Linked DNA regions of Homo sapiens: regions 1, 3, 4, 5 and 6 are each linked to region 2. The links are chromatin loops, found by intact Hi-C in ENCODE. Cell type or tissue: A673. All regions are shown on one strand. Region 1 overlaps LOC101929976 (a long non-coding RNA gene). Region 2 overlaps NCKAP1 (NCK associated protein 1). Region 3 overlaps PDE1A (phosphodiesterase 1A). Region 4 has its middle 67 kb from the start of DNAJC10. Region 5 overlaps DNAJC10 (DnaJ heat shock protein family (Hsp40) member C10). Region 6 overlaps DNAJC10 (DnaJ heat shock protein family (Hsp40) member C10).

Evidence for each region. Peaks named below come from ENCODE experiments on the same cell type or tissue, not always from the same donor. Only the 100,000 strongest peaks of a DNase experiment are listed, where the experiment ranks them.
Region 1: a loop joins it to region 2, with 5 times the contacts of the local background. A loop is called at or near these places in 19 of 110 quality-filtered maps.
Region 3: a loop joins it to region 2, with 6 times the contacts of the local background. A loop is called at or near these places in 22 of 110 quality-filtered maps.
Region 4: it touches region 2 in a loop (5-fold over the local background); 19 of 110 quality-filtered maps call a loop at or near these places.
Region 5: it touches region 2 in a loop (8-fold over the local background); 54 of 110 quality-filtered maps call a loop at or near these places.
Region 6: it touches region 2 in a loop (3-fold over the local background); 69 of 110 quality-filtered maps call a loop at or near these places.

The regions. Positions count from the first base shown.
Region 1 is chr2:182,664,145-182,669,144 of GRCh38, reverse strand. LOC101929976 (a long non-coding RNA gene) reads left to right here. Exons shown (of 7, transcript XR_427200.3): 7 at 2,565-2,595. It also overlaps a transcript of PDE1A not described here. Among named protein-coding and RNA genes, the nearest start is that of DNAJC10, 50 kb to the left of the region's middle. In A673, a CTCF peak has its summit at 2,027 (motif pointing left); a DNase peak (open chromatin) is centred at 3,434; H3K27ac peaks cover 526 bases.
Region 2 is chr2:182,978,254-182,983,253 of GRCh38, reverse strand. NCKAP1 (NCK associated protein 1) reads left to right here. Exons shown (of 31, transcript NM_013436.5): 12 at 327-433; 13 at 1,878-2,010; 14 at 4,339-4,420. Among named protein-coding and RNA genes, the nearest start is that of NCKAP1, 58 kb to the left of the region's middle. In A673, CTCF peaks have their summits at 2,821 and 3,025 (motif pointing right); a DNase peak (open chromatin) is centred at 3,033; H3K27ac peaks cover 2,032 bases.
Region 3 is chr2:182,183,671-182,188,670 of GRCh38, reverse strand. PDE1A (phosphodiesterase 1A) reads left to right here. Exons shown (of 15, transcript NM_001363871.4): 12 at 2,083-2,203; 13 at 2,592-2,779. Among named protein-coding and RNA genes, the nearest start is that of PPP1R1C, 200 kb to the right of the region's middle. In A673, a CTCF peak has its summit at 2,331 (motif pointing left); a DNase peak (open chromatin) is centred at 2,330; H3K4me3 peaks cover 232 bases; H3K27ac peaks cover 1,057 bases.
Region 4 is chr2:182,646,968-182,651,967 of GRCh38, reverse strand. It overlaps a transcript of PDE1A not described here. Among named protein-coding and RNA genes, the nearest start is that of DNAJC10, 67 kb to the left of the region's middle. RefSeq lists an enhancer at 1-117. In A673, CTCF peaks have their summits at 982 (motif pointing right) and 2,475 (motif pointing right); DNase peaks (open chromatin) are centred at 1,097 and 2,507; H3K27ac peaks cover 1,074 bases.
Region 5 is chr2:182,782,779-182,787,778 of GRCh38, reverse strand. DNAJC10 (DnaJ heat shock protein family (Hsp40) member C10) reads right to left here. Exons shown (of 24, transcript NM_018981.4): 24 at 1-5,000. Among named protein-coding and RNA genes, the nearest start is that of DNAJC10, 69 kb to the right of the region's middle. In A673, a CTCF peak has its summit at 2,920 (motif pointing left); a DNase peak (open chromatin) is centred at 2,888.
Region 6 is chr2:182,765,453-182,770,452 of GRCh38, reverse strand. The region is part of intron 22 of DNAJC10 (DnaJ heat shock protein family (Hsp40) member C10); the gene reads right to left. Among named protein-coding and RNA genes, the nearest start is that of DNAJC10, 52 kb to the right of the region's middle. In A673, CTCF peaks have their summits at 2,490 and 2,690; no DNase peak of the experiment used is centred here.

The DNA of each region.
Region 1 (5,000 bases), 310 kb after region 2:
TTTCAGTCTAGAATAGCTTCTTTGGGGGAAACAGTTAATTCAAAGTTCAACCTTCCTGAAAGGCTGTTTCTCTCCTCTATCAAAGGCCTCTTGAAAGGAAAATGGATATGCTGTGGTCAAGAATAGGCCAAGATAAACATCCAGTACAGCATGATGAGTGGGATTGGAGCACAGGTGCACAGTCCCATGCATTATGTAACCTGTTTGTTAAGCTCATACTTGGCTCTGAGCCACTGTTGTCTGTAAGGAGTGTAACTGCCCTGCTGCCACCGGCTCGCACGAGGCAGGAGAGAGAGAGAGAGTAAAGCTGCTGACTCTGTAAGAGAGAGCCAGAGCTAACCACCTTGCAGGCAGACAGTGGGGAGCCAGGAAATGGTGAGTGCTCCAGGGAGTGCAGCTGTATGCGTTGGGGCAGCAGGAGCCGAAGAGCTGGCTGCTGAGAAGGGCTGTGGCAGGAGCAGGCAGCCGAGACAAAGGCTTGTGCCCAGAGAGAGAATAAAGCCATATTTCACCTGACTGCAGCCCCCTGAGTGTTCTTTCAACTACCTACCAGTCATCCACCAACTCCCCCTTGAACCTCAGTTTGGGCTCAAACCTGACATCTCTCTTCCATTTCCTCCATTTCTAGAGACTGTCTAGGGGTATGCATGTGTGTGTGGCTTACAGTTACTCTTGGTGGCCTCTATTGGTTTTTTTTGCCTTTTTTTCGGTCTCATGCTAGTCTCCACTGAAGTGAAGTTGATTGGTCTGGTCTAATCTTGCAGAGGTATGCTTATAACACTCATCTGTAAGTGCCCTCTGCCTAAGTCCATGGTTCCTACCATTTGTCACTGTTGTGATGTGCCTGCCCCATATCTCCTGTCTTGACTGCAGATCTCTAGTTGTCCAGCATCCTTCTCAGAACCCCTACAAATCCTACGTCTCTGAGCCCTTGGGAATCATAAGTCAGCTGTGGAGAATTGGTGCTACCTCAGGCTACTCTTAAATACTCACTGCTCTCTGATCATGGACTAATACCTCTCAGCCATGCTATACTGAGAAGGACAGAGCAGCCTCCCAGATAATTTTGGATTCCTTCTCCACCCATTTAGGAATCTCTTTTCCCTTTGACTGAAGTCCATGGGTTGGGAAGGGTGTTGCATCTTCATCAGCACCATCCCACTTCCCTCCTTCAATCCTTTCCCTTAGCAGACTCTAATATCTCTGGTGGGACTTCCTTGATATTATATCTCAAGTATTCTTTACACTATGGCTTCTAATAAAGCCCTATTTTCAGATCCCAAGGGTTTACTTTTCATTTGAAAGAAAGAGATTTTGGAACTTATAAAATCTCTCATTTTGGGTTGCAGTTTTGGAAGTTGAACATTGACATTGTTCTGTCTTTTCCAGATATAGCAATTCTAATCCCTCTGTGACAGAATCTCTTCTGTTTGGACTGTTGACTCACAAAGCCTAAAATATTTACAATCTGGTCCTTTACAGAAAATGTTTGTTGACTTCACATGTGCAGAAAGGAATCTAAAAGTTTAGGACTCCAAAGACTTCGAACAGGAATGATTTGTTATATGGGTGCTGTGTCCCTCTACCCTCAACTGTATTGTCTGAGGAGACTCAGAGGATACTCCCTTGAAAGCAGTGAGAAACACATTAGTGAGGGGAACACCCACACTCTGAAGAGCACTGTAGTGGCTCTCATATGTAAGCCACATATGATGGTGGGAAATACCACCATTGTGATGGGTTCCCTGATTCCAATAGGGATGATGGGACCCTGAAAGAGCAGAGGCCAATGGACAATACTTAACTGCCAAAGATAAAGCAGCCATATTTGTTATAAAGGCTGGCAGATTCTGATTACTGTAAAGGTAATCAGACTATTTAGACCTGCAGGAATTTTTGGTAGTGACTAATTGACCATGTGGTTACCAGAAATGAAAATGATGAGCAGCCTACTAAAAAGCTGCTTAATTTATAAAACAGAAACTGCAGGTCTGGTGGCTAAAAACCTGACTTGAGCCACCTAGTGGAGAGTGATGGATTTCTACCTACTTTTTAGAGCTAAACCAGTTCACAGGTTAGAACCCCCTGATTCAAGGGGAGGCCAGGTTCTTTTGAAGAAGGATGCTACAGCAGAACCAAATATAGAATGTAAAATTTCCCCTGATTCTTTCCCAAAGGGTGACTTACTAGCAGGACTGTGCACTGGGAAAAAGGAAGTACCTAGACCGTGACTGTGTACTGGGAAAAAGGAAATACCCAGACTATTCAGATATTCCTAGACACTTAATATGAACTGATGCTATTCCTGGGCACTCCAAACCTGCTATACTGTACCAGTCAAATGGGAGCTTATGGTGGCCAGGTGATAGACAAAGGCTTAGATAGAGGTAGAAGTTAGCTGGTAATTTCTTCCCTGGTTCCTGAATGTAGAGTTGCAATAGACATACTTGGCAATTGGCAAAATCTCTGTTTCTTGCTACCTTGTCAAGCTTTACCCTTTTGAGTATGTTATTGTCTATAATTTTTTTTTTTTTTTGAGACAGAGTTTTACTGTTGTTTCCTAGGCTGGAGTGCAATGGCATGATCTCAGCTCACTGCAACCTCTGCCTCCCGGGTTCAAGCGATTCTCCTGCATCAGCCTCCTGAGTAGCTGGGATTACAGGCATGCGCCACCACACCCGGCTAATTTTGTATTGATGGGGTTTCACCATGTTGGTCAGGCTGGTCTCGAACTCCTGATCTCAGGTAATCCACCCACCTTGGCCTCCCAAAGTGCTGGGATTACAGACGTGAGCCACCACACCCAGCCCCTTGTCTATGATTTTTTAAAACATGTAGTAATCTTTAATTCGTTAAGCCAAATTTATGTGTGTTTATTAATTTAAGCATGTACATTTTTTGAGGGGTGATTTTTTAAAATTTAATTTTAATTTTAAGTTCTGGGTTACATGTGCAGGATGTGCAGGTTTGTTACTTAGGTAAGCATGTGACATGGTGGTTTGCTGCACCTATCAACCCATCACCTAGGAATTAAGCCTTGCATGCATTAGCTATTTATCCTGATGCTCTCCCTCCCTGCTGACAGGCCTCAGTGTATGTTGTTCACCTCCCTGTGTCCATGCGTTCTTATTGTTCAGCTCCTATTTATAAGTGAGAACATGGGGTGTTTCCTTTTCTGTTCCTGTGTTGGTTTGCTGAGAATGATGACTTCCAGCTCTATCCATGTTCCTGCAAAAGACATGATTTCATTCCTTTTTATGGCTGCATAGTATTCTATGGTGTATATGTACCACACTTTCTTTATCCAGTCTATCATTAATGGGCGTTTGGGTTGATTCCATGTCTTTGCTATTGTAAATAGTGCTGCAATAAACATATGTGTGCATGTATCTTTATAATGGAGTGATTTATATTCCTTTGGATATATGCCCAGTAATGGAATTGCTGGGTCAAATGATATTTCTGGTTCTAGATCTTTGAGGAATCGTCACGCTGTCTTACACAATAGTTGAACTAATTTACATTCCCACCAACAGTGTAAAAGCATTCCTATTTCTCCACAGCCTCACAAGCATCTGTTGTTTCCTGACTTTTTAATAATTGCCATTCTGACTGCTGTGAGATGGTATCTCATTGTGGTTTTGATTTGCATTTCTCTAATGATCAGTGATGTCAAATTTTTTTTCATATGGTTGTTGGCCACATAAATGTCTTCTGAGAAGGGTCTGTTCATGTCCTTTGTCCACTTTTTGATGGGGTTATTTCTTTTTTTCCTGTAAATTTGTTTAAATTCCTTGTAGCTTCTGAATATTAGGACTTTGTCAGATTCCAAAAATTTTCTTCCATTCTGTAGGTTGCCTGTTCACTATGATGATAGTTTCTTTTGCTCTGCAGAAGCTCTTTAGTTTAATTAGGACCCATTGTCAATTTTTGTTTTTGTAAGCATGTACATTTTTTATGACAAGAAAACTTCTGAAGTCTTTTTTACTGAAAAGTTAAAAGTGAAACAAAAAATCTAGTTTATTGTAGTATTTTATCAATTGTCTATATGTTTATAATTTTTCATAGCAAAACCGTTTGGAGAAAACAAAGTTTGATTTGATTAAAAATTTTCAAGAACATTGTTTATAAACTTTAAAAGAAGATGTCCTAACAACTACCCTTGACAACAACTATTGTGTATTTTGAATTTACTTTTTTTGAGAAAAATAATTGTGCCACATGCCATTATTGTAATATGTATTGTTTTAAGCCCGAGAATGAAAAAGAGATACTATTATTTGACTTACGTATCTCTTTAGAATAATTTCAAAACAGAAATCACTTTGGCTAGCACTTTCTTGGTATCATGAAGCCTTTGATATTTTTGATCCAGAAGTTCCATGGATCCAAGTGCATTCATTAATTAGAACTCATTTTAGGGTAGGGATATTTCTTTCTGCCAGACACCTGGTTATTTAGATGGGCAATGGTGTCTTTCTCTTAAATGTTAAACTCAATCACATTCCCTCCTTCCTTCCTCTTCAAACCAAAGGAACCACTATTCTGTATTTGGTACTTAGCATTTTAAGCCAAATGCGTTGTCATTATTTTAATCACATTTGTATTCATCCCATAACAAGATAGTGGAGTTTCAAAACTTCAAATAAATATTAGTACTTTAGTTATCCTTCTGCCACTGTGAGGCTTTCCTATTTTAGTACATGTGGTTCTGTGTTACTCTTTTTATAGCCATGTGGTTTTCCAAAGTATAAATATACCACAAATTACATACCTATTCTGTCATTGATGGGCATTTATATTGTATCCAAATGTTTTGCAAGTAATGTTTGTATAATAATCCATGGTCATATTTGCAAAAATTTCTTTGGCAGCAGAACTGCAAGTTATTGGATCTGTGCATCTTTGACTTTATCAGATGTTCTCAAATTGTTCTCCAAAGTGATTTGCACCAAACTATACACTGGTTTACTATTAATTGATTTTTAAATTTTTATTTA
Region 2 (5,000 bases):
GCCATATTAAAATTTTAAAAAACGTTTCTAAGTGAAATTTTACTGAAATTTGAGTCAGGGACTACATAAAAGGATTTTTATATTTAGTGGAGAATGAATTTGCTGACTTGACATTCATACATCGTACCTCCCTGCATTCTTCTCCCTTATATGCATGCTCTCTCTCATACATACTTACAGGTTCTCTTGTGTCCTCTTCTGTTAGTCTCTTCACTCTTTTGAATTGATATTATCACTTCTTGCCAATGACTTTTCACATAGAAAGAGATTACCAGTTTTGTTTTTAATCTTTGAATAAGAATAAACACTTACTTTTTTTTAAACAGGCACTTTTTGTTTTTATGGCATTATCCTTTGCCCGTGATGAAATCATCTGGCTACTTCGTCATGCAGATAACATGCCAAAGAAGAGTGCAGACGACTTTATAGATAAGTAAGTTAGCAACATTTAAAAAAATATTTTCTGTATATAGATGCTTCTTGATTTACAATGGGGTTATGTCCTGATAGACCTATTGTAAGTTGAAAATATTGTTAAGTTGAAATTCATTTAGTACACCTATTATTACTGAACATTAGAGCTTAGCCTAGCCTACCTTCAATGTGCTCAGAACTCTTTTATTAGCCTACAGTTGGGCAAAATTATCTGGCAACATAGTACACTGAAGAGTATAGGTTGTTTATCTTTCTGATCACATAGTTGACTGGGAACTACGGCAGCATCATGAGAGAGTATCATACTGCCTATTGCTAGCCTGGAAAAAAAGTCAAAATTCAAAGTACAATTTGTACTAAATGTGTATCTCTTCTGCACCATTGTAAATTAGAAAGATAGTACATCCAAATCACTGTAAGTTGTGCACCATCTATATTCTGATTTGTGGGCTGGGGAATCTGGAGACTTATATTTGAAGCAAAATTATTTTGAAGAGCTTGGAATATTTGTAATATATCATTAGATGATATTAATTAGACTGCAAAGTCAAATTTAGTTTTAAATTAGGGCTTTTATTTTCTCGTAGTATGCTTTGTGGTGATAAAGTTTTTGTTTTCTTGCTATGCTCAGTAATATTTCTTATGGAATTCATTTTTTAAAACTATTTACTACACAAAACATTTAAATAAAAATCCTGTTTTTAGAGTTGCAACTCAGTGTGTCATTAAAATGTGTCTTATTTTAGTTCAGTCTCTCAATAAGAGTTAGAAAAATGGAGCAGAGAAATAAGAGCATACAGAAAAATTTTATTTCTTGCTAATCTTCTTTTATTTGAGATTTTTTGATGATGTATTTATAACATGTCCTGTTTATTTTTTTAATTTAAATTTTTTTTTTTTTTTTTTTTTTGAGACGGAGTTTTACTCTGTCACCCAGGCTGGAGTGCAGTGATGCCATCTTGCCTTACTGCAACCTCAACCTCCTGGGTTCAAGTGATTCTCCTGTCTCAGCCTCCCAAGTAGCTGGGATTACAGACACCCACCACCATGCCCAGCTAACTTTTGTATTTTTAGTAGAGATGGGATTTTACCATGTTGGCCAGGCTGGTTTTGAACCCCTGACCTCATGTGATCAGCCCGCTTTGGCCTCCCAAAGTGCTGTAATTACAGTCGTGAGCCACTGTGCCCGGCCCTGCTTATTTTCAGTTTGGATTTTCTGCTGTCGATTTTTAGCTTTAACTTTTTTTCTTTCTTCTTTTTTTCTTGCTTTCCATGATTTCTTTATTCATGAAATGATTTAAAAAGGAAGTAATTGACATTAAGTATTAAACAATGCCCTTTATAAGAAAAATACTTTTAGAAATAAGATTAAGGGCATCGAATATATTCTTTAATAATGATGAATTTATTATTTGAATATTTTTCTTGAAATTTTAAAAAAGGCACATTGCTGAATTAATATTTTACATGGAAGAACTTAGAGCACATGTGAGGAAATACGGACCTGTAATGCAGAGGTATTACGTGCAGTACCTTTCTGGCTTTGATGCTGTTGTCCTCAATGAACTCGTGCAGGTAAAAACTATCTCATACTATTTCCCTTTTGTTCCTTCCTTCCCACCTTTGATAGTATTTTATTTGTTTGTTCAACAAGCATTTATGAAATATCATGTGCCAAGTGATAAATCATGTTTATATTTTGGAGATCATTACCTAGAAGGGAAGAAACAGTTAGTTGTAGTCCAATGTGATAGGTGTTATGCATTAAGTATATATAAAGCTCAGAATGAACACAAGGAAAGACACAATTATTTATCCTGAAGATGGAGGTGTACGCTAACCAAATTACAGAGGGCCTTGGGAAAGAGGAGGTTAATCATAAATCAGGTGTACTACTTAAAAAGATCACCCTGGTTCAGTGTGGATGGTAGATTGCTGGGAACCAAATGAGGAGGCAGAGAGACCAGAAGAAAAATGACTGCAGTAGGCTAGATGAGAGGTGATGAGAGTCTGAACATGGGCAGTAGCTATGGAGATTCAGAAGAGATGATAGAGACAATATAATTGGTAATTAAGTATTAGAGGGAAAGTAGAATAAAAATCTTTTTGAAGAAGATTGTTAGAGGATGGCCAGTAAATAAAGATTTCATATAGACATTCCCATTTAAATGTCCAATTTTTTTTCCTTAATTGGTTTTTAGCCTTTTTTTGCTTTCCATAATTTATTTATTCAATATTTTTCATCTTTATTTAAATTTAAAAAACTTTTTATTCCAAATAAACTGACTCTAAGGAAATAATATTTTATTTTGCTTCACTTTATAGAATTACATGTTTCAAATGACTGTAAGCTAATACATAGTATAAAGAAAACAGTTAAGAATCCTCTTTATATAAAGACTTCTCTAAAGCTGCTAGTTTTCCAGAGAAATAACCATACTTTGAAGATCTCATTTTTTTCAAATCAACCTAAAAATATAATAAGGAAAAAAATTGTTCATGTAATTTTTTTTACCTTGAGTTACATGCTGTTACAAGCTAGTATTCTAAACTCTATAGTTTATTTCTTCTTTTATCCACTAGATGGAGCTCAGATACTTCTTTTCTATGGTCATTTAAAAAGGGAACAGAAAACCTGGGGTATTATTGCCTTACTATAATTTTATTTGAATAGTTATTACTTAACAGATAAGCCAGAAGCTTTTGTTACTGTTTATTATTTATTCATACTAGCATACAGTTTAAAAAGTAAACCAGAATTCCTGAATTACTTAATCTATTTTTATATAAAGTGGAGTTTACTAATACTGAGAAGATTAATTCTTAGCATTTCTTCTGGAATTATAGTAATAGTATAGTATCAGCAGCAATCATACTGATATTAGTAATTGCCAGATTTATTGATAGTGTATCTTACCAAATCTGTAGAAAACCTCTGTGAGAGTGGATATAGTTATCATTATTTGTTGAAGAAGAAATGCCTTATGTAATTTGCTCCTTATCACCAATACAGCTCATAAGTAATAAAGCCAGTAGTCAAACTCAAGTTTTGACTCCAAAGCCTGAGCATTTTACCACCCTCTTCTGTTGCAAAGTATATTCACAATGTTTTTCACCATTTGCTAGCATATAAATTTAGAACTAAGGTTGTAAACCTGTTAGCATAGTTGATTGCAATAGGTGTTAATATTTTATTGTGGTAAAATATATGTAACAAAATTTACCATTTTCATGATTTTTAAGTGTACAGTTCACTCGCATCATAAAGTTTTAAAAATGTGTTTTATTTATACTGTTTGTAAGCTAAGCATCCACTTTTTAAAAGGAATTTATTTTTTAGCATCCACTTTAAATACAGTTTATCAAATATTCATTTTTTAAGCTAGATTGAAAAGGATTTTTAGGTCTTAATTTTGTTGAGGCCTAACATACAGACAACAAAAATCATTCATTTTTAGTGCATGTTGTAAATTTTGGTAGCTGTATGCATTTGTGCAACTATTACCATCACCATATTCAAGACAGAACTTTTCCAACACCTTTAAAAGTTTACTTATACACCCTTATGGTACACCTTCATCATTCTTGCATAAGCCCCTGACAGCAACTGGTGTTTGTCATTATACTTTCGCCTTAAAAATACTTTTTCATATAAATTTTCCTATATAGTGTATGAAAAAATTACTTTTTAACACAAAATCATTTATTTTTTATTTCTTTCACTTAATGTAATGGTTTTGAGATTCGTGTTATGGTGTGTGTTAAAATTTCATTTCTTTTTTATTACTGAAAAATATTCCATAGTATGGGTATACCAGTTTGTTTATCCGTCCACTAATTGATAGACCTGAGTTGTTTCCCAACTATAGATGTTTTTAACGTTACTTTTTGTTTGTTTTTCAGAATCTTTCTGTTTGCCCTGAAGATGAATCAATCATCATGTCCTCTTTTGTTAACACTATGACTTCCCTAAGTGTAAAACAAGGTAATAAGCCTTTTAAATAAAAGCATATTTTCTTCTAATTAGATTTTCAAACTTGATTATTAAGGAGATAATTTACCAATTAATTTGGCTAATGATCTATTATCTTTTATCTTAATTTTGTTCTCTGAAGCAAAGATTTCCAAAATGGGTTTGTGATGCTATTTACAAAAATAATAATTACAGTTTTATATTTCTAATTATTAAGCAGGAAAAAAAGCATTTTGTAACAAAAACAATAAAACATTTGCATTTTGTAGCAAATCATATATTTGGTCCAAGCATACCAATAACAATATTTAATGCCATTTATAAAATGTTTAGTCTGTGCCAGGCACTTTACATATATATTATCCCATTTACTCCACATTCTTTTTTCAACACTGTTATTACTTTTGACAGATTTGGAAACTCTGGGTTTGAGGGTTAACCTCGCAGTTACTGAACATAATTTGCCAAGCTCTAATAGCTGTTAAGCAAAAGTAGGAATTTGAGCTCAAATCTGTCAATCTCAAAAATTGATGTCATATAATCACCTTGCCATTATTTGACACTCCATTCTAGTGGATCGATAGTGTGTTTT
Region 3 (5,000 bases), 790 kb after region 2:
ATTTAATTCTTTAGATATATAGGTCAACTCAATGAAAATGTTAGTGCACTTGTTCTATCACTAAGTTTCCATGGTATGCTTAATATAGTAGTGCACATTTCATTTGGAAAAATATTCTGTCATGATGTGAATAGATTAACCAACAACAGGAAATTTGCAAAATGATAATGCTCCCAACCACATTCATTCTTATCATCTGTATTTGTGTTGGGGACTTCAAGTCCAGTCCATTATTAAAACATGTGTTGCATGGCTCAAATACTTGTAATAATTATTCCCTAAGCCAGCATTTTTGTTACTGAACAATATGATCAATAAACACAAGGATCACTTCTTAGCTGTGTAGTTATGCTCCAGCACCACCCATCACAAAGCGTTGGGGAAAGCTGCCTGCTCTGACCTTTTCCCCTTCCCATCCAAGTTTCAACAGCTGTTTTTCTAGAGACCATAACACAGGTGCCTATCCTTGCTTAGTAAGTGTAAACGTGGCAGGCTAAGGACCTGATGTGGCAAGCTAAGAATGGAAGTTTCTGAGGCTTGTTGCTGTAATGCAAATTGCTGCCATGTTAGTAGAGGTGATGCCCCAGTTGACAGTCTACACATCTCAGGCATTTAAGAACATAGAACTGGCTGGGTGCAGTGGCTTATGCCTGTAATCCCAGCACTTTGGGAGGCCGAGGCAGGTAGATCTCGGGTCAGGAGATCAAGACCATCTTGGCTAACACGGTGAAACCCGTCTCTACTAAAAAATACAAAAAATTAGCCGGGCGTGGTGGCATGCACCTGTAATCCCAGCTACTCGGGAGGCCGAGGCATGAGAATCACTTGAACCCAGGAGGCAGAGGTTGCAGTGAGCCGAGATTGCACCACTGCACTCCAGCCTGGGCAACAGAGTGAGACTCCATCTCAAAAAAAAAAAAAAAAAAAAAAAAAGAACAAAAAAAGAACATAGAACTTAAAATAGTACCCTAGGTGGTCAATTAACACTGATTTAACTTGAAGGCATCCATTAAAACTACTGAAGTTTTATTAAATTAAAAATGTGCCTTATTATATACTATAAGTAATCCAGTTACTTGAAATGTGAATTACTTTTATCCAAGCATCTGATGGACAATCTTTAAATGTGCATATTTACAGGACATTATCACTTAAAAAGCCTACCTCCAGCTATTCTCCTATATTCAGGTGGTAGTCCATTGCTCTCAGAAGTGTTTCCAACAACAATTCTTGACTTGAGGCACCCACAGCAGTCCTGGGATCTGGGATATTGCCATGTACACAGACCTTAGAATAGGTTGTTGTCTCCTCCTCTGCCTAAACATGGGATGGAAAATGCTCCCAGAGGACAATGCCCTTTTCTCTGTGTGTCATTTTCTATCTTGATGAGTACTTTAAATGTAAAAGTCTTCATTCAGTACTGACATCTCAAAGTGGTGGGATTAATGCTGTCTCCCAGAGATGTTACTTTTCTCTTCACTGATTTGACAGAACACACACACATGCTGTGAACTAACACTTTACATCCAGAGAATAATAAACAACAATTTGAAATATTAACACACTGGCAGAAAGCTCTGACTGATATAGTAAGAAACAAAAAGTAATTGTCTTCCTGTTACCTGAGAAAAACCTTCAATTATTTAATTTCTTTGGAGCTTAGATATGATTTCTTGTTAGTAAAGAATAAAATCCAAAATGCACATGATGTGCTTTCAAAAAAGATAATGATCCCTGGTGTTGAGAGAGGAAACTATAGTCACTCTCATTGGATCTAAATGTATTGTTAGCAATCGTATATTATATAAGGCTGAATAGTAAATAGAAAAGCCAATATACTTGAGTTAGCAAGCTTAAATTGTGTCACTTCCATGGCTTCAAGTATTATTTTATAGAGCAGTTAAACCATCTCTAAAGACTGTTATTAGATTAAAACAATACAAAGGGTAAGCAGAACCAATATTTTAGTTGATTCTTGCTATCCCAGGATTGTCAGAAGCTCTTCATTATTTCTGATTTCAGAATTCAGGAAATTGTAACACTTGAATTTATCTCTCTCTCTTCTCATTTTGGCTTTTGTAGGTTTCATCGATTTCATAGTAGAGCCAACATTTTCTCTTCTGACAGACTCAACAGAGAAAATTGTTATTCCTCTTATAGAGGAAGCCTCAAAAGCCGAAACTTCTTCCTATGTGGCAAGCAGGTATGATATTTTCTTTTTTGCATTATTTTTCATCTTTGTGGTGTTTAGTAACACTTTCCTTAATGATTATATTTCTCACATCTAGGCAGAGAATTCTCACAAGAATTATTAGGGAGTATTGCCACCTAGTGGCTTTATATTATATTGCATCTGCCTTTGACAACTGAAGTTTAATACACAAAATATGAAATACTAAGTAAGGTGTGTACTAAGGAGAATCCAGTGTGGGGAGGGAGAGAAAGGAGATGAGCAGCTGCCACGTGCTCAGAACTGGGACTGAGCATCTACTATCCTGCTTTTCTAGTCGGTTTTGTAAAGTTTTTCAGGTTTTCCTTGTTCACCCCATATCCTGATGGTGTTTTTTGGTTTCTTTGGTTGTTACTGTTAGCTCAACCACCATTGTGGGGTTACACATTGCTGATGCACTAAGACGATCAAATACAAAAGGCTCCATGAGTGATGGGTCCTATTCCCCAGACTACTCCCTTGCAGCAGTGGACCTGAAGAGTTTCAAGAACAACCTGGTGGACATCATTCAGCAGAACAAAGAGAGGTGGAAAGAGTTAGCTGCACAAGGTAGTGTTGTTTATGAGGCCTTACTGCCATCTCTCTCTGTCTTCACTTCTCCTCTAAGAGTTTGGATTACTTCTTCTAGATTTCTTCTTCTATAGAATATGTAAGCCCTTGATGGTATTGGGAATTTGGCTACTCTTTGATCATTCATGAGAAAGTTGGCTCATTTATTAGATAAAAAGAGGTTCTGGTTTGTTTGTGCCACATGGGCTGCAGATCTGTGTGTCAGTGGGTGCTGGCAAACTGGATACTGAAAGATGAGATAATGAAATGGTGACAAAACTTTGTGGTACCATATAAACTCCTGTGCTTTCGTAGAGGTGCTTTCCAGCCTGGATTTTACTTGGTAAGTGGCTTTTGTGTTGCATTAAGTGTGTTATCACTTCATGTCAGAGACTTGGGTGTGTTTTTTTTCTGTTTCACTAAGTTGCTTTTTTGACTCAGAATTTAGACAGGAATTGGGGAAATCATTAGTAATCAACCACCACAGCAATCGCATGGGAAGGTAGCTACAGTTATTTCTGACATATTAGCTGCTTCAAATTAATTAGTCCATTTAGTAGGTTTGTGAGTTAGTATTCAAACAGTTATTATCTTTCGTGCAGGAATTAGCTTTCATATCCAGATCTGGCCCCTGCCTCTTCTCACACTCATTCCCACAGCTCTGTCTCCCTTATACACTACACTCCCTGCACAATGGCCTCTTGGAAGTTTCTTAAAATACTCCAGGGTCTTTGTAGTTATTTTTTCAGCCAGAAATTTTTTCCTTGTGTTTTTTGCAGCTTTAATATACTCAGGAATAAACTTACTTTTCTTAAAATGGATAATATAAGATCAAAATAGAGTGTTAAATCATATTTATAGTCAGAAAGACACAATATTGAAACGTTTTCAATTATCCCAAATGTCAACCATAAATATAACATGTTTCCAGTGAAAATTCCAATACATTTTTCATGGAATTTAAGAAATTGATCCTAAAATCTATATGGTATTGCAAATACCTAAGAATACTCAAGACACTCCTGAAGGATAATAAAGTGGGAGCACTTGCCATATATCAAAATTTACTCTTATACTGAAGTAATAAATTTAGTGTGGCTGTGATATAGAGATAATAAGATGGGCCTTGGGAATAGACCAGAGAGCCAAAAATAGCACATTAATTCCTGCAGAACTTGACAGATGGCAGACACACACATTCGTATATGCAATCTTTTGTATGTTCTCACATATTTACCCTTATGATATTCTTCATTTCTTCTTGTGTGTCAGAGCTACTATTTGGTATCATTTCTCTTCACACTGGAGTACTTTCTCAAGTATTTTCTTATAACACAGTTATACTGACAAACAATTAGATTTTCTTTATCTGGGAATGTCTGTATCTTACTTTTATTTATGAATAATTTTACTTGATTTAGAATTGTTGAATGATTTTTTTTTATTTTAGCACTTTTAATGTGTAATTCTATTGCCTCTGGCTTCCATAGTTTCTGATAGTGTTGGCCAAAAATAAATTGTATTGTTGCTTCCTTGTATGTACTGAGTATTATCTTTTTCTTTCTGTTTTCTAGACTTTATTTTGACTTTCAGCAATTTGATGATGATATATCTAGGTCTTTTTTTTTTTCAGTATTCTACTTAGTGTTCACTAGCTTCTTAAATCCACAAATTAATAATTTGCTTCAAATTTAGAAAGCTTTCTGTCATTTTGTTCAATATTTTTCTTCTGCCTCTTTCTCTCTGTTCTCTCCTTCTGAGGATTGTGTTATGCATAACTTAGGATTCTGGAAATTGTCCTGGATGCTCTGGATCTCTGTCAATTTCTTTAATTGTTCTTTCTTTCTTTCTTTCTTTCTTTCTTTCTTTCTTTCTTTCTTTCTTCTCTTCCTTTCCTTCCTTCTTTTGTTCCTTCCTTCCTTCTTCATTCATTTTTGATTGGCTGCTTTCTAATGATTTATCTTCAAGTTTACTGTTTCTTTCTCTGCCACCTCAATCCTGCTGTTGATTTCACTGAATTAACTTTTTATCTCAGCTACTTTTTTCAATTTTATTATTTCCATTTGGTTCTTTTTTATAATGTCTATTTCTCTGTTGATATTTTATATTTTCATTCATTGTTAGCATATTTTCCTTTAATTCTTCAAGATTATTTTCTTTAATTTTAAAAACATATTTAAAAAACTTGTCTTGAATTTTTTGAAATCAATTTTAAAACTGA
Region 4 (5,000 bases), 330 kb after region 2:
GGATCCCTGACTTCCTTGATAAATAGTGGAGTGCTAGATGTAAAAGCAAAGCCTATCTTTTGTTAAACTGCAGATTCCAAGTTTGCAGCTTTAGGCTTCACATATTCCTATTAGGCCTGCCATCACAGCCTTGTGATGATCTGTATGTCTTAAGTGGGGCGAAGACATTTCTAGCTATGCCTTTATTTTAATCAGTGTATGTTAATGCACCTATGTGTAAAAGCGTTTATTAGTTACCCAAATGCGTTGTATAAATTTTAGGTAGAAGCCTCAAATGTTAGATTAACAAATATTGTTTCCCTTTTGGTAACTTATGGACTGAAATGAATGTATAAGTTTTTAAAAAGTGCACACAAAAGATGAAATAGTCATACTGATATTAGAATTCCTTTGAATAAATTTGTATGTGTAGGACATAGAAAGTAGAATACAAATTAACACATTTTCAATACAAATCTTTAATATTTTTGTCTGTTCTAACTATGTAGATAGGTAATGTTCAAAGAGATTTCTCTTGGGAGGAAAAAGATCATACTAAATTTTGTAAAGAGATACATTTTTGTAGCAGCAATAGTCAAATTTTTCACATTTCTCAATTTCAATGACTGCAGCCAGAAATGATCAAATTATCTACCCCCCTAATTTGGCATTAAAAATACAAGGCCAGGTGTGGTGGCTCATACCTGTAATCCTAGCACTTTGGGAGGCCAAGGCGGGTGGACCACTTGAGGTCAGGAGTTCAAGACCAGGCTGGCCAACATGGTGAACCCCTATCTCTACTAAAAATACAAAAATTGGCTGGGTGTGATGGCAGGTGCCTGTAATCCCAGCTACTCAGGAGTCTGAGGCAGGGGAATTGCCTGAACCTGGGAGGCAGAGGTTGCAGTGAGTAAAGATCATGCCATTGCACTCCAGTCTGGGCAACAAGAGCGAAACTCCATCTGGAAAAAAACAAAACAAAACAAAACAAAAACCCAAAAAACAAAACACAAATAAGACTCTAGAGGGCACTCTACTCCTATTGTTTTTCAAGAAGCCTTTTTAAATGTAACATGAAGGCAGATATTTAAAAGTCATTGTGAATACTTCCAAGAAGGTTAGAATTCTTACGCAAGATCTTGAATATCAGTTGTCAGCATGGAGCAGTGGGATTTTCCTGTTCTCTTTCAAGTGTTTTCAGTTGGGATGGTTTAAGTTCTTTAATGCCGAGGATACAATTAATTTCTCAAGAGAGTATACTTACGTTAAAAAAGTTAGAGTTACAATATGTATAGGTATAATTGTTATCCCTACATTACTTTATGACATTTTACTTAATTACCTTGTATAACTGTTATTACTACTACTGTCATTTTTATCATTATTGTAGACATGAAATCAGAATTTTGAGATGCTTTCTGGGGAATAAGGTTATCAAAGTGTTTTGATTCAAGTAGCCTGGTTCTTCCCTATTTCCATGCACATGAAATGTATATAGGAGGGCCTCATTCCTAGGTTATAGTAGGTGCTAACTGAATGTTCCTTAAGTCTGAATCTGAAGTTAAAAAAATAACTTTTAATGTTATTGAATACATCACACTACATATTTGTATCTGTGCTCTCTGCTCTGGGCCATTCATGTTAAAACCTGGTCTCCTGGGATTTTATTTAGCCCAGAGACCAGTTTTGCTTGTTAGTAGGTTTTTAAAAATCTGAGTTAGACTGCATTTCAGTGATTGCATTCTAAATACTAAACAATACTTGCGTTTTCCCATAGTCTGAGACCCTGTGCCCTTATACATTTCCTCATCTACCTGGCACCTAAAGCCATGTGTGTTTTAAACCTATGGATAGATCTAGGATCTTTTTGCTGGCAGCAGATGTCTCTCTCTCTCTTTTTTGGAGAGAGAGTCTCGCTCTATCACCTAGGCTGGAGTACGATCACACCTAGATATGATCACAGCTCACTGCAGCCTCAAACTCCTGGGCTCAAGTGATCCTCTTATCTCAACCTTCCGAGTAGCTGAGACTACAAGCATGAGCTACCATGTCTGGCTAATTTAAAAAAAAATTTTTTTGTAGGCCGGGCACAGTGGCTCACACCTGTAATCCCAGCACTTTGGGAGGCTGAGGTGGATGGATCACAAGGTCAGGAGTTTAAGACCAGCCTGGCCAAGATGGTGAAACCCTGTTTCTACTAAAAATACAAAAATTAGCCGGACGTGGTGGCAGGCGCCTGTAATCCCAGCTACTTGGGAGGCTGAGGCAAATAATTGCCTAAACCTGGGAGGCAGAGGTTGCAGTGAACTGAGATTGCGCCCCTGCAATCAAGCCTGGGTGAAAAAGCGAGACTCCATCTCAATTTTTTTTTTTTTTTTTTTGTATAGAGTGGGGTCTTGGTATATTGCCCAGGCTGGTCTCGAACTGCTGGGCTCAAGAGACCCTCCCACCTTGGCCTCCCAAAGTGCTGGAATTACAATTGTCAGCCACTGCTCCCGGCCAGTAGATGTCTCTCTTGAACATCATTTCATGATTGAACAAGGTTTACCTGCCCCCTGAAAAAACCTCTTTAGCTTCCTGCGTCTCTCTATGTTCTACGGCTGGGACTTTATTCCTATTTGTAGGCTCAACTTTCCTACCTCTGACCAAGGGGAACTGAAGTGTTAGGAATAGCTCATGTTGCTTTTCCTATTCTGATTTTGGTTTCTGTGCTAATAACTTATGTTGCACAAAGCTGCTACCACATACCCTGTCGCCAGGCAGTGGGTACCAAGATTGTTTTTAATATGTCTGAATCTTATCTTGGTAATCTCTCAGCTATCCAGTTTCTTCTCAACTAACTCACATCTCATTTTCTTCTTTCTATGCCTGAAGATGATAGTTTCAGATGTATTCTAGGCCACCAGAGGGGCCTGCTACCTGCTGCCACTTACACACACCTCACAATTTTTCCATTCTACATTCCCATTGCTGTGTTTCCCCACCCACTTGTAGGGACACCTCTTGTTTGACTGTCCTGATATGAGCACTTGCTCTGGTACCCTTTACCTAGTAGCAATAATTGCTCATATTTAGGTGGCACTTTCAAACACCAGCTCTGATAATAACATCTATAAACTGGATATCATCACTTCTTTTGTATAGATGATAAAAATGTGACTGGAAGTGTTGGCATTTGCACCCATGTCTTCATATTACAGGTATTAGGATGCTTTGTTGGTGTTTATTTAAATTAATTGCAACTGGCTTTAACTGCCTTGTCTTGAATTTTTTTTTTTTTTTTTTTAAAGAGACAGGGTCTTGCTCTGCCACCCAGGCTGAGTGCAGTAACATGATTATGACTCACTGCAGCCTCAATCTCCTGGGATCAAGTGATCCTCCTCCCTCAGCCTCCCAGGCAGCTAGGACTCCAGGCATGCACCAGTGCACCACTACATCCAGGTAATTTTTTTAATTTTTTTTTTTTTTTTTTTTTTTGTGGGGACAGGGTCTTGCTTGCTCTGTTGTCCAGGCTGGTCTCAAACTCCTGGCCACAAGGGATCCTCCAGCCTCAGCTTCCTAAGTGCTGGGATTACAGGTGTGAGCCACTGTGCCCAGCCTGGACTTATTACTGCATCTACTTAAGCTCTTGCCACAAACTGTGAGGCCTTAATGTTTTTGTTCTGCTCGTCTGAATCAGAGCTCCTATTCTGACTCCAACAACTGGACCGTCTTATTAAGAATGAGGCTTACTACTCGCAAGGCTCAGAATGTCCCAACAAGCCCATAGAAACATCTTTTTAGCTACAGTGCTAGCTCAAACTTACCTGATGAGGAACACGTGAGGCACTTGTTATATGCACAGATTGCCAGGTTACCAGGTTTCTTCTCCAATATACTATGGTTTTTCCAATATACCATGGTTTAGTAGGTCCGGGCTGAGGCCTGAGAGTTTTTTAAACAAGTGTTCTAGTCAGTTCTTATCTTCAAGCAAATTTGAAAATCAGCTTTCTAGAGGAAAGTCTCTCAGAAGGATGTGAGGTTAACCTGCCGATACTCACCTCACTTCCTTTCCTGTGCCTTTTTTTTTCCTCAGTAAATTTGGGCATCTTTCTCTCCCTTTTTTGTCCTCCTCTGCCTAGCTCTTCCTGTCAATGACAGAATTTCATTTAATTGTTTATCAGCTCACTGTGTAATTTGGGTTTCGAAAGCCAATTTTTCTACAGAGGCTTCTTATGCTAAATTGAACTGGAGTAAATGATTCTGAAATTGTAGCCACCAAGATGATTTAGTCTTTACTGTAGCATCGTATCTTTAAAAGCCATACACTAATGAAAGGTTTTGGAACCAGATGGTGTTCAACTTAAGTCTTATCTGCTCAGAAAAAGGTGATATGTCTTTTCCTAAGTGACTCCATTTTATCCCTGCAGAAGCTGCTGATTATCTCGATAGTCTGTCTCAATAACTATCTCAATAACTCTTAATAGACTACCTCAATAACCCTTAAATTGAATTCCATGAGGCTCTTGGCACATTATAAAAACAAAGCACATAAAGATACCATAGGAAAAATGACAAATTATATGATTGTTATTGTATTAAGTTGTTCTGGGAAGGTGTACGATCCAATCTAATCTAACTATGCTTTATTGGAAAGAGACCAGAAATAAATTCTGATCTTGAAAACTGCTGATCCATCCATTCAGTAATCTATCTTGTCAAGATCCCTCATCTGTGCAAGCATCACCCTAATAGAGCATATGGAAAGGTACAGGGACACAGGTGAGTGCACGCAGTGATGTCCCCTGAGAGAAGAGACTTCCTGGGGTGAAGTCATTTTGGAGGTTTTGTTGTGCTGAGGGGCTGGTCCTCAGCTGGACAGCCTTAAAAATCCTAATTCGGTCAGTTCCACAGGTGGGTTCAACATTGTTAAAAACAAAGAAACAAACTCCCAACAAATTCTTAAAACTAATGCAAAAAGTCATCGTGCCAATCTCTTACTTTACCATTATCTGTGTGATAAGAACTGGAATCCAATTATC
Region 5 (5,000 bases), 200 kb after region 2:
TGGCTAATTTTTGAATTTTCTTGTAGAGAGGAGGTTTCACCAGGTTGTCCAGGCTGGTCTTGAAATCCTGGTCTGCAGGAATCCTTCTGCCTGGGCCTTCCAAAGTGCTGGAGTTACAGGTGTGAGCCACCGCACCTGGCCTCATTCTTTGCCTCTAAGTCTCACTTTCATTCCCATGCCTATTTTGACTAAATTAAATGTCTTCGATTTGTTCAGTTGGTTAGAGGTTAAGACTGCTAACCAAGCATGTGAACTTTCAGTGGTAATCCTGCAAAGACTTAAAGTCTGTGGCTTTGGTAGGCAGTTTTGTCATAATGAATGAACGGTTTGGTAGTACATTACGGGTTTGTATAAACTTCTTGAATAGCAGAGCTTATAAACTATTCAGAATCAAAACACCAGGTAAACAGTGGGAAGAGACAGTAGGCCCACCCTATTTTCTTCCATAATTCCAGAACCTTAAAGCAGCAGAAGCCACAATGACTAGCGGGTGATGTGCACCTTGCTGGAGTCTGAATCAGTATGGGGAGACTGTCAAGCCAGTATAGTTTCCAAAAGAAGTTTAACGCCTATGACTGTGGACCAGCTCCTCTGGCATTCACCTGACCAGTGGAACTGCAAAACTGATTTTTTTCAATATATTGTCTGTCCAGGCTGCTATAACAAAATGAACTGGCTGGCTTAAAAAAACACATTTATTTCTCATAGTTCTGGAGGCTGGGAAGTCCACTATCAAAGTGCTGGCAGATTGAGTGCCTGGTGAGGGCCTTGTTTGTTGGTTTACAGATGGCTCGCTCTCACCGTGTTCTCCCATGGCAGAAGGGACGAGCAAGATACTGGGGTCTCTTTTATAAGTGTACCAATCTCAAAAAGGAGGTCTCTGCCCTCATGACTTAAACCCTTCCCAAAGGCCTCACATTCCTAATACCATTACCTTGGGGGTTAGGATTTCAACATAATTTTAGGGAGAGCAGGAGGGGATATAAACATTCGGACCATAGTAATAATCTCTAAAAATAGTTTTTCATAGATCGGTGTGAAATCTGATGTGTGCTGAGAAATCTGTTGAGAGGGAGGGAGAGAACTTGGCTTTGGCAAGAATGGGGTTTGAAGGACACAAGGGTGGAAGGCTATTCAAAGCTGCGTAGCTGGCAAAAGCTAGGTGCTGCTGGTTGGTCACCTAGGTCTATTCCTTTGGGAACAGGAGGTCACACCTTAGGAAGATGGTGTACCCTGTGCCTTCAGGCAGGTTCAGTTGATCTTCCTTGAAGAAAATGGTGAGACCTCATCAGTCTAGTTTGACTAGACAATCTCTAGTCAATTATTTCCATTTCAGAATTCAGTATTATGACCTCAGTGAAGGGAACAGGATTACAATTTTCCAGTATATTGAGAGCTTGAGGCTCAAAATGGTGAAATGATGCTCAGGCTCCACGCTGAAAGGAAGTAATGAAAAGAAAATGAATTCTACCCATTCTCTTCGAAAGTGGTCCTACTTAGTGCCAACCAATTCCATTTTTATCCTGTAACTTTTCTACCTCTAACAGGTAAACTGATTTCCTGGCAGTTGATTATACACTTGTCATTTGGGGTTCTGTATAAATTTCAATGTTATCTTAGTTGTAAAAACAATATTTTGCGTTTCTGAAATTAAAACTGTTATTAAAACTGTATCATGGAACATTTTCCAGCAAAACAAATATATAATCAACCCATATCTATCCCTTATCAGCTTCAATACTTATGATACAGCCATCCATTTAACAACTACCCAAAGTCCCTGGATTATTATCTCCCCACTTTTTTTTGGTTTCTCTCAGATCCTGGTTACTGGATTATTTTAAAGCAAATGCCAAACATTTTCATTATTAAAAAAAGTCATTAGAATATGCAACAACATCCCCTGCAAACAATTCTTAGTTAATATCAAATTCAAATATTCTGATTTCCCCAACTGTTTCATATATATATGAAATATATCCTACTGTCTCTATAGATCTATGTATATATAAATGTATACAATAGTCTGTTCAAATCAAGATGCAAATATAGCCCACATACTGCATTTGGCTCATGACTGAAAAGCCTCTTTTTCTTTTTCCTTTTAAGCTATACGATACCTTTCTCTGTCTTTTTCATTAAAGAAATCATACCATTTGTCCTACAAAATTTCCCACATTCCCGATTCTTGCCTGCACATTGATTTGTTTTTCTAAACACATTACCTCATCTTATTTATATGACTACCTACTGAAATATTTTTTCCACTTAACAAACGAGTTAATTAGGATAATTAGGATACAGATATGAAGTAAGCAATTTTTCCAAACTCATAGTAAGTACTTGACTACAGGGCGAGAATTCAGTACACCCATTTCTGTGACCAAGAGCTCTTTCTTTTTACCTGAAGACTATGTGTCTTATTTCACAAAGGAGTACTAAAAGCCCCAGAAAACCCTGAGATTTTTGAATTAAAAAAAAAAATTAAGCTATTAGTCCAATTTTATGTTTTATTTATTAGAAGTGATCCATTTATACTGTTACACAGGCACCATTCTTCATGAATGGGAATCTGCTGAGCTCCAATACATGTATGTATCTTTACATGTCTATAGCAGTGTGTGTGCCTGTATGATTTTCTAAATTTATTGTCATACCATTCATACACTTTGAGTATCTGTCCTATTTATTACACTAGATTACAAACTTTTGGATGCGAAATACTTTTAACTTTTCTGCAATTTCTCATAGTCAAACATAACTGACTGATAATTCAGGATATTTTTAGTGAAAACACAAAGGCCAGCTAGACTGTGTGATTCTTATCAAGTACTGAGGTAGAAATGGCATTTTATCAGAAAAATGTGTCTGCTTATTTTTCACTGCCATCTACTGGTACCTGATGTTATTTCTGCTTAAAATCCTTCAGGGAAGCCTATCAGAGGGATTTACACAGAGCAACAAGAAATTATGAAGCCCTAAAAATCCTTTGAGAAAGTTCCTTTCAAAAGAATAGGTGCTACTTTAGCAGGTAGAGCTACCTTAAATTTTACAATAAAAGTTACTAACATCTAAAAGGGTTACTATAATATCAACTACAATGCCTCTAAGCTATAAGGGCTGCAAATTAAACTTATCATTATTTATAATTTTTAAGGCATAAAACAATGAATTTATAATTTCTAGTCAGAAATTCTTATCACAGTAGAGCTCTGGCAAATTAGTTTTAAACACAGTCAACAGTATAATACTTCTGGCTGTTTGTCAATTGAAATACACACTGTGCTTCTACGGGTCAACAATGTGCTAGGTTCTGCCAACACTGCAGGGAATAAGACACATGTGGCTGCTGTCTTCAGAGATGACAATATGGCTGTGTGTGTTTGTGTGGGGAGGTTTCTTAAGTTTATATAAAATACCAACAAAATGATTTTTTTTGTTGTTTTGTTTTTTTTTAGACAGGGTCTTACTCCGTCACCCAGGCTGGAGGGCAGTGGTGTGATCTCTGCTCACTGCAACCTTTGCCTCCGGGTTCATGCAATTCTCCTGTCTCAGCCTCCAGGGTAGATGATTACAGGCACACACCTCCATGCCCAGCTAGTTTTTGTATTTTTAGTAGAGATGGGGTTTCACTATGTTGGCTAGGCTGGTCTTGAACTCCTGGCCTTAAGTGATCCTTCCACTTGGCCTCCCAAAGTGCTGGGATTATGGGCGTGAGCTACTGCACCCAGCCAACAAAATGAATTTTAAAGTTTATTTAATTTCGGTAGTGAAATAGGTTTTCTTTTTGCATCTTGAATTTATTACAAATTAACTTGATAGGATTAATTTATATTAGTTAATTAATACAAATTAACTTTCCAAAGTCTTAACATGAAGATTGAGATTATAGGCCTTTTGATAGATCATGTTATTCATTCTTGAGTTCTTTGGTGATTATTGACAGATGAATTGCTAACATACTAAAAATAACAATATAGTTGATCTTCAAGTAATATACCCAAGTTTTTATAGTAAAACATGAGATACTGCTGTTCCAAGTCTGAAAAATATATATAAACATGTTTAAAATCATTAAACATTTTTTCACTCCTGTCACAAAATAGAAAGTATATTTAAAATATAAAACAAGAAAGCTGGGTTACAGACTGGTAAAGATAAATCTAAGATTTCTCAAAAATAGAGGAAAAATGGAACAGACTTTACCTCATCTTCATAATTTTCATGATAAGAAAGGGAAGATGTTTTGTAAATAAATGATTTTTCCTAAATACATTAAAGCCAACAAATTGTTTCATTTTATTACTTTCAGTTGGCAGTGGCTGCTGAAATATTTTTTTTGTGTGTGTATATGTATTTTTTGCCTTAACGCCATATACTTTATCTAATGACTTGAGAAAGATATTTCAATGCATAGGTGGGACTTTTTGCTAGTTAACTGGCTTCAGAACCATGTTTTAGTTAGCTAATGTTTTACCGCTTGGTAATATAAATAGCCACTTAGAATTCAAGTTTTCTAAGTTTCCAATTTCATATTTTCCAAAAATCAACACTTATTCTTTTAAAGACATTTTACTTCCTCCAAACATTTGAAATAGCAGTTATGACAAAAACATGATTATCTCAATAGATGCAGAAAAGGCCTTCGATAAAATTAACACCCTTTCATGCTAAAAACACTCAAAAAACTAGATATGATGGAACATATCTCAAAATAATAAGAGCTATTTATGACAAAACCACAGCCAATATCATACTGAATGGGCAAAAGCTGCAAGCATTCCCTTTGAAAACCGGCACAAGACAAGGATGCCCTCTCTCACCACTCCTATGTACTGGAAGTTCTGGCCAGGACAATCAGGCAAGAGAAAGAAAGCGTATTCAAACAGGAAGAGAGGAAGTCAAATTATCTCTGTTTGCAGATGACATAATTGTATATTTAGAAAACCCCATCATCTCAGCCCAAAAACTCCTTAAGCTGATAAGCAACTTCAGCAAAG
Region 6 (5,000 bases), 210 kb after region 2:
CCATGCTAATGGATAGGAAGAATCAATAATGTGAAAATGGCCATACTGCCCAAAGTAATTTATAGATTCAATTCCATCCCCATCAAGCTACCAATGACTTTCCTTACAGAATTGAAAAAAACTACTTTAAATTTCATATGGAACCAAAAAAGAGCCCGTATTGCCAAGACAATCCTAAGCAAAAAGAACAAAGGTGGAGGCATCACAGTACCTTTCTTCAAACTATACTACAAGGCTACAGTAACCAAAACAGCATGGTACTGGTACCAAAACAGATATATAGACCAATGGAACAGAACAGAGCCCTCAGAAATAACACCACACATCTACAACCATCTGATCTTTGACAAACCTGACAAAAACAAGCAATGGGGATACCCTATTTAATAAATGGTGCTGAGAAAACTGGCTAGCCATATGTAGAAAGGTGAAACTGGATCCCTTCCTTACACCTTATACAAAAATTAATTCAAGATGGATTAAAGACCTAAACGTAAGATCTAAAACCATAAAAACCCTAGAAGAAAACCTAGGCAATACCATTCAGGACATAGGCATGGGCAAGGACTTCATGACGAAAACACCAAAAGCAATGGCAACAAAAGCCAAAATAGACAAATGGGATCTAATTAAACTAAAGAGCTTCTGCACAGCAAAAGAAACTATCATCAGAGTGAAAGGCAACCTACAGAATGGGAGAAAATGTTGGCAATCTACCCATCTGACAAAGGGCTAATATCCAGAATCTACAAAGAACTCAAACAAATTTACAATAAAAAAAAACCCATCAAAAAGTGGGCAAAGGATATGAACAGACACTTCTCAAAAGAAGACATCTATGCAGCCAACAGATGCATGAAAAAATGCTCATCATCACTGGTCATCAAAGAAATGCAAATCAAAACCACAATGAGATACCATCTCACACCAGTTAGAATGGCGATCATTAAAAAGTCAGGAAACAACAGATGCTGGAGAGGATGTGGAGAAACAGGAACACTTTTACACTGTTGGTGGGAGTGTTAATTAGTTCAACCATTGTGTAAGACAGTGTGGCGATTCCTCAAGGATCTAGAATTAGAATTACCATTTTACCCAGCAATCCCACTACTGGGTATAGACCCAGAGGATTATAAATCATGCTACTATAAAGACACATGCACACATATGTTTACTGCAGCACTATTCACAATAGCAAAGACCTGGAACCACCGCAAAAGTACATCAATGATAGACTGGATTAAGAAAATGTGGCACATATACACCATGGAATACTATGCAGCCATAAAAAAGGATGCGTTCATGTCCTTTGCAGGGACATGAATGTAGCTGGAAACCATCATTCTCAGCAAACTATCACAAGGACAGAAAACCAAACATCTCATGTTCTCACTCACAGGTGGGAATTGAACAATGAGATCACTTGGACACAGTGGGGGGAACATCACATACTGGGGCCTGTTGGGGAGTTCAGGGCTGGGGGAGGGATAGCATTAGGAGAAATACCTAATGTAAATGATGAGTTGATGGGTGCAGCAAACCAACACGACACATGTATACCTATGTATCAAACCTGCACATTGTGCGCATGTACACTAGAACTTAGAGTATAATTAAAACAAACAAACAAAAAGATGTTCCCAGAGGACCGAACTCATTCCACTCTAATACAATCATTAGCACTGCCCAACCATGACCAACAACAGTAATGGAAAGCAACATGTATCTCCTAGTTTTCATCTGCGCACAGCAGGAAGGTGGCTGAAAAGCAGGGGAAGGAACAGGTCAGCATATCCTGACCTGCTTATTTGGATCTGGGGCCACCTGTTGTCTTAATCTTGGTGTGAACTCTAATCCCCAACTATGTGCTAGAATTTTGTTTTGTGTGTAACTGCCCACCTGGTTTGTGTTTCTCCTTACTCCAACCATTATTCTGCTTTGGCCTTCCTGTCTGGCCTCAATGGCTGAATGCTACCCTTGTCTTTCAATTTGGACAGGGATGTTTGGTTCCTAACTTTGTCCCCTGGACTCCTCTGGACACATGGCAACATCTTTTCAAACAGCTCTGTCTATGGTATGGTTAACTCTTGTAACTGCTCATTAAATTGATACTTCTCTGATATTATCTGAAGAAGATCCCTATTTATGTCACCCATCTCTCAGCTATTCTGAAAACTGAGAAATAGAGCTGTTGATTCAAAGAAATGAAGACTCAGGCTCTGATATAAGCTGCCTCTCACCTCCATCAAGTTCTGCTTGCTCTAGATTGTTCTTAAGACAGATTCTTGACAAATCAAAAACCTTCACTGAAAAATCTAGATGTGTGGCAATTCTAGATTTCTGAAATTCATCATCCAATTTCTTAATTTAGCCCTATTCATCACAAAATGTAACCACCAATAAATAACATCAGATCTTAACCTAATTCTCCTTCAAAATGTGGGGGGCACACGGCAACATATTCATACGTATGTACATGGCATTTGAGGTTGGGGCATGGAAAAATACCGAGGCACTGTGTGTATGTTATTTGTGCATGAGAATGTAACTCCTTGACCCTAAAAACAGGATACGGAGTGTAGTGTGTAGTATGATAAGGAATGCTGAAAACAGCCTCCTGAAACGCAGTTTGAGCATTTTTACAAGGCCACAGGTGTCTCATGACCAGACCTCAAAAAAGCCATCTAGTGGATATCTGTGGTTTAACAAGCTCTTTCAATAAATACTTGGTGGACGGATGATGCTGGGGTGGACTCTCTTAGAAGAGCTGCCCCCCACCCCCTCACCGGCCCTGCTCAGCTGTAATTGTCTGAGAACTCATTCTTGGCATTCACTGCAAGCTATAAGCTCTGCAAGTGGTGCCCTCGACGTGATCACCTTGAAGTTATGTGTGAAGGAGGAGAGCTCATCAATTTTCGAGGAATCCCAGTAAGGGACAGTCCTGACTCCCATCAGGAGGATGGGACCCATGCATAAAATACCAGGGGTTGGGTTATCATGGGTCAGGAAATGACCAAAGAACAGAAAGTATTTTTTAAAACAGTGCAACAGCTACTTAAGGCTATCCAGTGCACTGTAGATCCTGGAGCTCTACACAAGCTTATGCTTTTAATTTGGCAGAAATGCCCTTGGTTTCCTGATCACGGAACCTTAGATTTAGGGTTATGGAAGCAGGTAGGTCACTGCCTGAAAAGAGGAAATGAGCAAGGTCATTTTATTAACGCTACTATTTTGGCCACCTGGGCACCGGTACGCTCTGCGTGGTATCCTCTTTACCCACCAGATCGCCCATTATCTCCACCTGAAAGGAATTTGGAAGATTTAAAGGGAGAGATTCCACTCTACGCTTCATTCCCTTCTATGGGGAATAAGGAAGAGATTTTTTCTAGTGAGGAAAAACAGGAACCAGAACAGCACGGGGGTGCTCCTCTCTCTACTTGATTCCCTTCTGTAGGGCATAAGGAGTATATTTTTTCTAGTGAGGATAAGGACAGACTGGAGCCTTTTCCTCCCCCTACAGAAAAGCCATTGCCTTTCTTTCCTCCAACCTTAAAGGGACCTGCATCTGTTGGCCCCGTTCAGGCAACAGCACCTCCCATCCCCCTTAAGTAGATTAGAGGCCGCCCAAGTGACAGTTCTTAGATTATACCCCCGGTCAGCGAACATTTGTATGATTAGGTGGCTGCGTCTCCTCAACAAACTTCCCTGCTGGAGGGGTGCCTACAGGAGGGAAGGAAAGTGGCTGATTATGACAGTCTTCCTAATATGCAAGTTCTCATTTCCTATTTCCAGCATCAGCCTTTCTGGCCGTGTCTTTTTTCTGCTTCCCTGGAGTATAAGGAAAAGTTAGTTGCATCTTAGCAACTCTCCTGCCCCAGGCCTCTGTGGGTAGCAAGAAAGCCAGAGCTATCTGAGATAAAACCTAGAAGGCAGCATGCAACCAACTTTTCCTCACCAAGACATAAATATAGTTAGTGATTCTGCTTACATGGTGTATAGTATTACTCATTTAAATCTTGCACATGTGAAGGGCATTACTAATGAACCCCTACTAGCTTTGTTTCTTCCAGCACAAGAGCTCCTCGGTCCCATCATCACCCTCTTTACATCATACATATTCGCTCTCATTCTAAGCTACCTGGTCCCTTATCAGAAAAGAATGCTCAAGGTGATGCTCTAGTATGACCATAGATGTGGTCTGCAGATTCTCCTGCTTTTTTGCGAGTCCAGCTGATCATGATTTTTTTCATCAGAACGCCTGGATTCTTAAACAACAGTTTCATTTGACACTTGCTCAAGCTCGCATGATTATTAAAACTTGTCCTGATTGCCAACAGCATTCTCTTTCCCCTTTTTCCTTAAGGCTTGGTGCCAACCTACAAGGTCTGGTGCCTAATGCTATTTGGCAAACTGATGTTACTCAGTATCCACCCTTTAAACGTTTTAAATTTCTCCACGTTACCGTGTACACTTACACAGGCCTAATACATGCTACCCCCAGACCAGAAAAAAAACTAAAGATGCAATTGGTCATTTATTTGAATCCATTATAACTTTAAACCTTCCACAAACTATAAAACCTGATAATAGACCTTGCTAGCTTAGTGCTCGATTTGCATATGCATTGCAACTTTAGCACATACAACACAAAACTAGTATTCCTTATACCTCAACTAGTCAAGCCATTGTTAAACAAGCTTATCAAACTCTTAATATATATCTTAAACAAAAAACGGGGAATATGGGGCTCTCTTTTCGAGAACAGGACCTGTTGTTAGAGAATCGACCACAACAATGAAGGTGATGACTTGGAAGGCACCTAACACTACCTGGGGACAGCTAAAGAAATTGAATCAACAGGCATCTATTTGGCTTGCAGCTGTGGAAGCCCTCGCAACCGCATGGAATCGGTTTCTTAAGTATCTGGTGGTAACTGGGGAAACTTCTGAGAAAGTAAGACAAACATGGATGTTGGGGTGGCTGGCAATTCTTGTCCTTTG